Regions from separate parts of the Mus musculus genome. Here region 2 is linked to region 1. Evidence: chromatin contacts called from ENCODE Hi-C or POLR2A ChIA-PET data. All regions are on one chromosome and are shown on one strand. The core of a region is the stretch at or near the end of the contact, and the rest is flanking DNA. Distances in the headings are between cores, read along the strand shown. Region 1 holds the start of Surf6 (surfeit gene 6). Region 2 holds the start of Brd3os (bromodomain containing 3, opposite strand).

Region 1 (3,871 bases), core at 1,017-3,516:
CGCTCCTTAAACTCAGGAACCAAACACCAAGGCTTAGAAGTCCCTGAAACTGACCAGATTCACTAGATCCCCTCTTCCCCAAGCATAGATAAGAAGGCAGAGCATCACTTAATCAAACAGAAGTACATGAAATAAATACTCTCCAACTTTTGAGCTGCCTGCAAGTTGTGCAGTGCACTTCAGGTTTCCAGCTTTTGTGATCCATCACCCATGCTGGGGTAGACTTTGGTGGTAAAGCTGTGTTTGAATCATTTCCACTCCTGTGAGTCACCCCATAAGGCTCAATTCATTTGCCTCTCTGGACTTCAGCAGTATTCTGCCTTTGGTTCTGCCAGAGATTTCCTGGAAAGAAGCTGTCTGCAGACTGACTCCTCCATGTGACTAATAGATAATAAACGTTTTGGAATATACTCACTTAGCAGGCCAACCTAAAAATTAAGAATGCTATCAGCACCAGGCACACCTTTAATCCCAGCACTCCACTTCAGAGGCAGATGCAGACTAATCTCTGTAAATTCAAGGCCAGCCTGGTCTACAGGGTCCAGGACATTACAAGCTACACAGAGAAGCCCTGTTTGGGGGACGGGAGGAACTGCCATCAGCATCTAGTCCTAAAGAAAGCTGTCATTTTGCTATATGACCTGGTATACACTCTAATGTATTTTAAACCTGCTTTGACTTTCTTCGTTCTGTCAAACTTCAAGAAACTACTTCAAGGAATATTTTCCCTTGGAAAATGGGACTTGGGGAAACCTAAACCCATGTTTACAGGCCACCATCATTCTAAATGGGCTCCAGACCAAATGCTTCATTGTGCTCACGTGCAGCATGTGTGTCCTGGCTGAGCAGGTACTCATGTGTCTTCCTACATGATACCACACAACAGCTCTCACACACATTAGGCAAGTACTCCAACACTAAATCATACTTCCAAACCTCCTTTTTCTTTTGGTAAATTTATTACATTTTAATCATGTGCACCATAAATGAGGGTGGCTGATGGGAACAATCTGGTCCTCTCCTAAGAGCTGTAGATACACAGAACTATTGCACCCTCTCTCCAGCTCCGTTTGTTTGTTTGTTTTTAACACATGATCTTAAGCCAGGCGGTGGTGGCACACCTGGGAGGCAGAAACAGGTGAATCTGAATTCAAGGCCAGCCTGGTCTACAGAGCAAGTTCCAGGATAGCCAAGGCTACACTGAGAAACCCTGTCTCCAAACAAGCAAACAAATAAAAGGGGTCTCAGTATGCAGTCCTGGCCATCTGGAATTCACAGTAATCTTTCTTGCTTGTTTGCCAAGTGCTGGTGTTAAAAGGCTTGCAGACCACCTCCCACCTGTGCCTCCCAGACTCGTTTACTTTTATGAGTGCTGTTTGTAAGTATGTCTGTGCATCAAGACCATCCCTGGTGCCACTGAGAGCCAGAAGAGTGTTAATGAGTCCCTAGAACTGGAATTAGGGGCTGGTGTCAGCTGCCATGTAGCTGCTGGGAACCAAATCTGGGTCCTATGCAAAAGTAGCAAGTGCTCTTAACCACTGAGCCATATCTCCACCCGCTCCTTTTACTTTCGGAGAGTTTCCTGAAGTTGCTCATGCAGAGGTGATCACATCCTGTAGTCCTGACAGGCAGGCGGGTCTTGACCTCGAGGTCTTTCTCCTCAGCCTCCCTACCAACCAGGCCCAGACGCAATTAACATTTTATGATTTAAGACTTGCTTCCACTTCCAAAGATAAGGAAATGTTAGCGCTTTAAACTAAACAGCCAAGAATGGAGTGTGCGTTCTTTCAACACAAGAAACACATTCACAGACAAGGGCTGAAAAACACACACGCCAGTAAGAAAACTCTTCACACTTGTAGTAGCAAGCCCGATTTTCTTTCCGTTCGAGTCTGGTAATTTCCTAACTGCCTCCCACTCCTTCAGGGCCCAGAGCTCAAGCTTTTGCTGTCCCCGCGAGTACCCACCCGCTCGAACTCATATCCCTTGCGGGGGGTCCGGCCCCGACCTAGGACAGCGGGCTCCTTACTGACGGCGTCTGCTCCCAAAAGCTGCTCGAGCCGGATGCCTTACCCCATGTGCTCCTCTGTCGTTCAGGGCCAGGCTGCGCGCAGATCTTCTTGGCCAAGTCCTGAAGATAGGTATCCTTGGCCAGGAGAGAAGCCATGCTGCCAACCAAGGCTGGGACCAGAATAGGAAGCTCCCGCGGTGGAGCCCCGCCGGAAGCTCCGTACACGCAGGTACCACCAGTAGAGCGGCGTGACCCCGCCGGAAGTATCTTATGCGCAGACGCAGCCTGGAGCACCGGAAGCCACCCCCAAGGATTAGCCGTAATCTAAACTCCAGGTTAGCAAACCAGCCAGCCAGCCCCGGAAGCCACAGTGTAAATCCGCTAGCAGCTGCTTTCCTCTCGGAGCTCAATTAGCCATGCCTGACGGGCCGGCTACTCCTCAATCTGGAGGCGTTTCTCTGAAAATGGAGCCTGTAACCTGAGAGGGCTGGGCTCCCACCGAGCTTGAAGCCCTCAGGGCCGGGCAGACCTGGGCTACTATAGCTCTTTCCCTACTGCTGGACTGAAGGTCAGAACCCCGCCTGCAGGGGATGCCCAGCATCCTATTGCCACTCCCGCCACACAGAGCAAAACGCAATCAGGTATAAAAAGACGTGGGCCACAACTAGAGACCTGAGTATGGCGTGGATCTTAGATTACATGCGGTAGCAATGAATCTCAATGGTGATGAGCCCTTAGGAATAAGAAACTACTTGCAGATGGCGTTAAAGCTACTTATGAGGAAATGAAGGGAAAGGCAAGCCCAAAGAAGAGCCTGCCCGGTAGTTTTTTGGGTGTGACCCAGCAACTCAGAAGTTCATGAAAAAAGGTGACACACAACTTACATCACTTGTGACTCTGAATTTCTAGAACACTAAATCCCCAAGCAGTATCTCCAGGGAGCTCTGGCCCTGGCCACGCAAGCAGAGGAAAGACAATGGTGCCCTTTAAAGGAGAAGTTTCGCTTTTAAATGTGAACGACAGAATTGACTAAACAATAAAACACTGTCTTTCACTAGGTGGCTAAGCTTTCTCCAGGGCACTTACAAGCTCTTCCAACAGTTAACACTGCTTTGGCATCACTGCTGGAAAACTCCCTCACTGGGGCAGTGACTTGCCCCTAGCTACACATTCCAGTGCTATGTTCTTTTTGGCTATTGTAGGTGCTGGGTCACCTGGTGACCAGCCTATGTTCCTTATAGACCCAGGACTACAACCATGGATGAGGCATGCTGATGGTAGTCAGGAGTGACAGGCTGAATGCACATACCTGCCCGAGAACCATGGTTTCTGTATGTCAGCCGTGAGCCTGGTACTGAGGGGCAATGGGGTCTGAGCTCCCGGTTTCTAAGATCTTCGCTTCTGAGCAAGACACCTCAGCCTTTCCAAGCCCAAGGCCAGTCCTTCTAAGATGCAGGCATGATAGCTCTAAGTAGGATGGCAAAAATAGGTGGCATCAAAGGTACAGGTGCTGCAGTCATATAGCTTGCAGTACTAGCGGATTCTTCATCCATTTATTTTATGTCACGGATTTACTAGATGCCAGGAACCCAAAGCTATATAAGGAGGGGCCGTCCCACTGTTCCCTCCATGGGTGTCAGGCCTCTTGGTGTTACTGTGCTCCTCACATGCGCTGCTTTGTGATGGACAACTCCTGGGAGAGGTTACCCAGCCACTCTAAGGACTTGGAGCTGTTGGAATCCCTCGGCGTCTTTTGGTGTCTCTATTGCCAACACTGTCTTTGCATCTCTGAGTCTCTCACGCATGTGTGCAGGTGTGAATGGTGTGTATATGTATGCCTGTATGTGGTGGACATGTGTG
Region 2 (3,871 bases), core at 896-3,395, 540 kb after region 1:
GTGTACCATGGTATGTGCATGACCACACATATACACACACAAATACATAGACAGACAGACAGGCAGGCAGACAGATAAATGCCCATGTAAAGAATTGGTATTCTGGGGCTGGAGAGATGGCTCAGGGGCTAAGAGCACTGACTGTTCTTCCAGAGGTCTTGAGTTCAATTCCCAGCAACCACATGGTGGCTCACAACCATCTGTAATGGGATCCGACGCCCTCTTCTGCTGTGTCTGAAGACTGTGACAGTGTACTCACATACATGAAATAAATACAGCCGAAGCAAGCAGGGCAGAAGTGAGTGAGCAAGCAGACCAGAGCGAGTGGAGCCATGGGGGGGAAAAATTGGTATTCCATCCTGGGGAGTGGTGGTACATGTCTTTAATCTCAGTGCTCAGGAGGCACGAGACAGGCAGATCTCTGTGAGTTTGAGGACAGCCTGATCGACAAATCGAGTCCAGGACAGTCAGGGCTGTTACACTGAGAAACCATATCTTGAAAAATAAAACAAAACAAAACAAAACAAAACAACAACAAAATGGTATTCTGTACTTTGGTTTTGTTTTGGGGCTGTCCATGGTGTCAATATTCTTTTTTCTTTTCTCTCTCTTATCTTTTTGAGATAAGGTCTTGCTAGGTAGCCTTGGTTGATCTGAAACTCATTGACTAGACTAAGCTGGCCTCAAACTCAGAGATCTGCCTGCCTCTGCCTCGAAAATTCCTGCCACCACCATCCCACCCTGCTCCTTTTCCAACACCCACTGATGTCAATATTCTTAACTGGCATCGGACTAAAGTGTGAAAATAGAACTTATGCAGAAAAATGATGGACACGGGGTCACAGTGTTTGGTCGGGTGTAATAGGAGTGTATGCTGAATTTTCCTGGGGCTTTAGGACAATTCAAATGAGCAGTATGTGGAATGGCGGAATTTCGCAGCTACTTTTGAAATGATGCATCCCACACCACATTAAATAAATTGAAAACAAATGTGCCCATCATCTGAGTGGGATGTCAATAATAACAGCAATAGGTCTGAGAAGGAAACTGCACAAAGAAAATAAGGACTGAAGACAAAGCTTAGCCTTAGAGCACTTGCCTAACATGCCCAAGGCCGTGGCGTCAAACTCCAGACCACAAAAGCTCCAACCCAAACATAAAATTAATCCCAGCACTGTGGGAAGCAGAGGCAGGTGGATTTCTGAGTTCGAGGCCAGCCTGGTCTACAAAGTGAGTTCCAGGGCAGCCAGGGCTATACAGAGAAACTCTGTCTCGAAAAAACAAAAAAAGAAAGAAAGAAAGAGAGAGACGGAGGGAGGGAGGGAGGGAGGGAGGGAGGGAGGGAGGGAGAGAGAGAGAGAGAGAGAGAGAGAGAGAGAGAGAGAGAGAGAGAGAGAAAGAAAGAAAGAAAGAAAGAAAGAAAGAAAGAAAGAAAGAAAGAAAGAAAGAAAGAAAGAAAGAAAGAAAACCTCAGAAACCATGTTAGGATCGAGAACTGGGAAGGTGCCTAATGCTAACTCCTAATCCCTCTTCAGCATCTCCTCCAGGTTTCCTAGCCGCTCCTCACCCTCCATGCTCCTCCTTACAATGCCCCCAAGCTCTTCTCCCCAGCTCTTAGCCCCATCTCCCTCCCAGTCCTGACTCCAGAGTGTCTTCCCCAGGCTCCTTTTCTATCCTGGCTTCTCCCTTTGTGTTTACCACCCCCTCCACTCTGCAATGCCCACTCTGCTTCCCCCAAACGCCTCTTCTTCCTCTGCCTCTTCAGGCTCCTCCTCTCAATCCTCATCCTCTCCTCCCTAGCTCTGTCTTCTCCTAGCATTCCTTTCATGCTCCCCCCTCCAGAGCCTCCCCATCTCCTAGATTCTTCCCCCACTACACACTCCCAAATTTCTCGGGATCCTCCTCTCTCTCCACTCTCTCCTTATCCTGGATCTCGCTCTGCCTCTTTCTCCGGCTCCTCCTCTCTTCAAGCTCCTCCCCTCTCCCTTTTCTCTGGATCTCCTCCTCCCCCTATTCTCTCCGCCCCCTAACCTAAGTTCTCTCCAAGCTCCCCCTCCCACTCCAGTCCTTCCCCTTTCCTTCCCCACCGCCCTCTGGACGCTCCTCCTCTCCCTCTAGGTCTTTGGCCCCGCCCACAGAATGATCGATGTGTCCGTCTGCAGGCTGGTCCTCGGTGCTCGGCTCGCCACGCCTGCGACGCTGCCATGGAGACGTAGCCGCGGCCTCCTGGCTCTGCCCGGGACCTGGATCCCTTGCGTCAGCAGGCCCACGCGTGTCCGCGAGCGCCGGTGGCAAAGTCTGCTTCGCTGGAGCATCCGGGCAAGCGGTGACTTTGCTGGCCGCTGGGGCGTAGGGCTCGCATCCTTCCTCCTTCCAGTAGCTCTCTACTCCATAGCTGAGGACCGCTTCTCTCACCAGCGGAGAGGAGACCCTGGGACCGCCAACCGTCTGTGGGTTATTAAGGGACCTGCGATTGTCCATCCGCCTCATCCTTCCGCTCAGCTCAGCTCAGCAAGCTGCATCCGTGAGTAACCTCGCTTGAACACTCTGGCCCATAGAGGCTGCTCCTGGTGGTGAGGCCCATGCTGGGCCTGTCCCCGACTCCCCTCCCCTTCCGACAGTTTCTTCCCTTTGTAGTGTCACCCTTGGTAAGAGTGGAAGACTGGCTAGAAGAAAGGACCTGAACCAACGCTTAGTCCACATCCCCATTGTGTTTTGAGCGGGGTGGACAGGCCAGCCCCTGCTGCAGACACCCTGGATACATCTCTTTGAGCTCAGCAGTATTGCAGCGGCAGTGGACACCTGATAAGCTTCCCAGGAGTGGTGTGGAGTCACTGTCAACACTAGAGCACTTTGTCTGGAATGGCTCTCACGTGGCTCCTGAATGGTCAGAGATGTGTCTTGGATTCTCCTGCCCTCCTGAGGATCTTGCCTATGGAAGGTCTAAGTTACCTACTTTCACTATTAAGTTGAACAAGGACTCCCAAACCCAACAGCCATCAAGGTTGTTGGCCAACTAGTTACAAAGCACAGCAGCCGGCTGTTCCTGGCCTAGGAGGAAAGCCAGGTGTGCAGGACGCTGGGCCTGTGGGATGAGTGGGCGAGTCCCGCTGGCAGAAAAGGCCCTGTCAGAATCCTATGCCCGCCTCCGGTACAGGGATACGTCCTTGCTCATTTGGCAACAAGAGCAGCAGAAGTTGGAGTCTGTACCACCTAGTACATACCTGAGCAGAAGCCGCAGCATGTGGTACTCCCAGTATGGAAATGAGGCCATCTTAGTTCGAGACAAAAACCAGCTTGGGGTCTCTAGGGACACTGGCCAGTCTAAGTTTTGCTCAATCATGTAATTCCAGGGAGAAGACCCTTGATGGCCATGAAGATCAAGCCGTGGTATAAAAACGCAACACCCAAGAATGTCATCCAACACTTTATTAGGGGCACAACAGGTACCTAGATGCTCCTCTCACTGCCCAAGCCCAGGAAATGCTTCCAAACAAAAGGGAAGCAAGAGAGACACACACCCCGACCCTCACCTGCTGTGAGCTGCTGCCTGATATAGAATGGATCAGGTCCAGGGTAAGGAGGTGACTCTTCTTGCAGGGTCCCAGATCTGTCAGCTCACTGCAGTGGCATGTGAAAGGGGGGCAGTGCTGGTAGTGACATTACTGCGTTGTGATAGCATCCACACTAGCCACCAGATGTGGCCTCTTATATAGGTGTGTCCTTAAGCAAAATGTGCCCCGAAGTGATTCCAAGCCTAATCGAGTGTGGGGAAAGTGGATTCTGATGGTGACGAATCGGATCCTCTCTTCTACCAGGCTGCGAAGGCACTCATTTAGAGGCTAGCACTTCCCCCCCCCCCCATGGCTAT

The links. Hi-C counts contacts between places; a loop is a spot of excess contacts on that map. ChIA-PET counts read pairs that join two places held with the same protein, here RNA polymerase II (POLR2A).
Region 2: a loop to region 1 is called in a map of left cerebral cortex, with 2.5 times the contacts of the local background. The contact joins the promoter of Brd3os here to the promoter of Surf6 in region 1. A Hi-C loop is called at or near these places in 2 of 37 maps with a recorded cell type or tissue (heart and left cerebral cortex). POLR2A ChIA-PET finds 5 or more read pairs at or near these places in 1 of 5 experiments (embryonic stem cell).

The regions. Positions count from the first base shown.
Region 1 is chr2:26,900,621-26,904,491 of GRCm38, forward strand. Surf6 (surfeit gene 6) reads right to left here and starts at 2,267. Exons shown (of 5, transcript NM_009298.4): 1 at 2,074-2,267. The coding sequence starts at 2,167.
Region 2 is chr2:27,440,291-27,444,161 of GRCm38, forward strand. Brd3os (bromodomain containing 3, opposite strand) reads left to right here and starts at 2,146. Exons shown (of 2, transcript NM_001360791.1): 1 at 2,146-2,524; 2 at 2,638-3,871. The coding sequence starts at 3,093. The coding sequence ends at 3,347.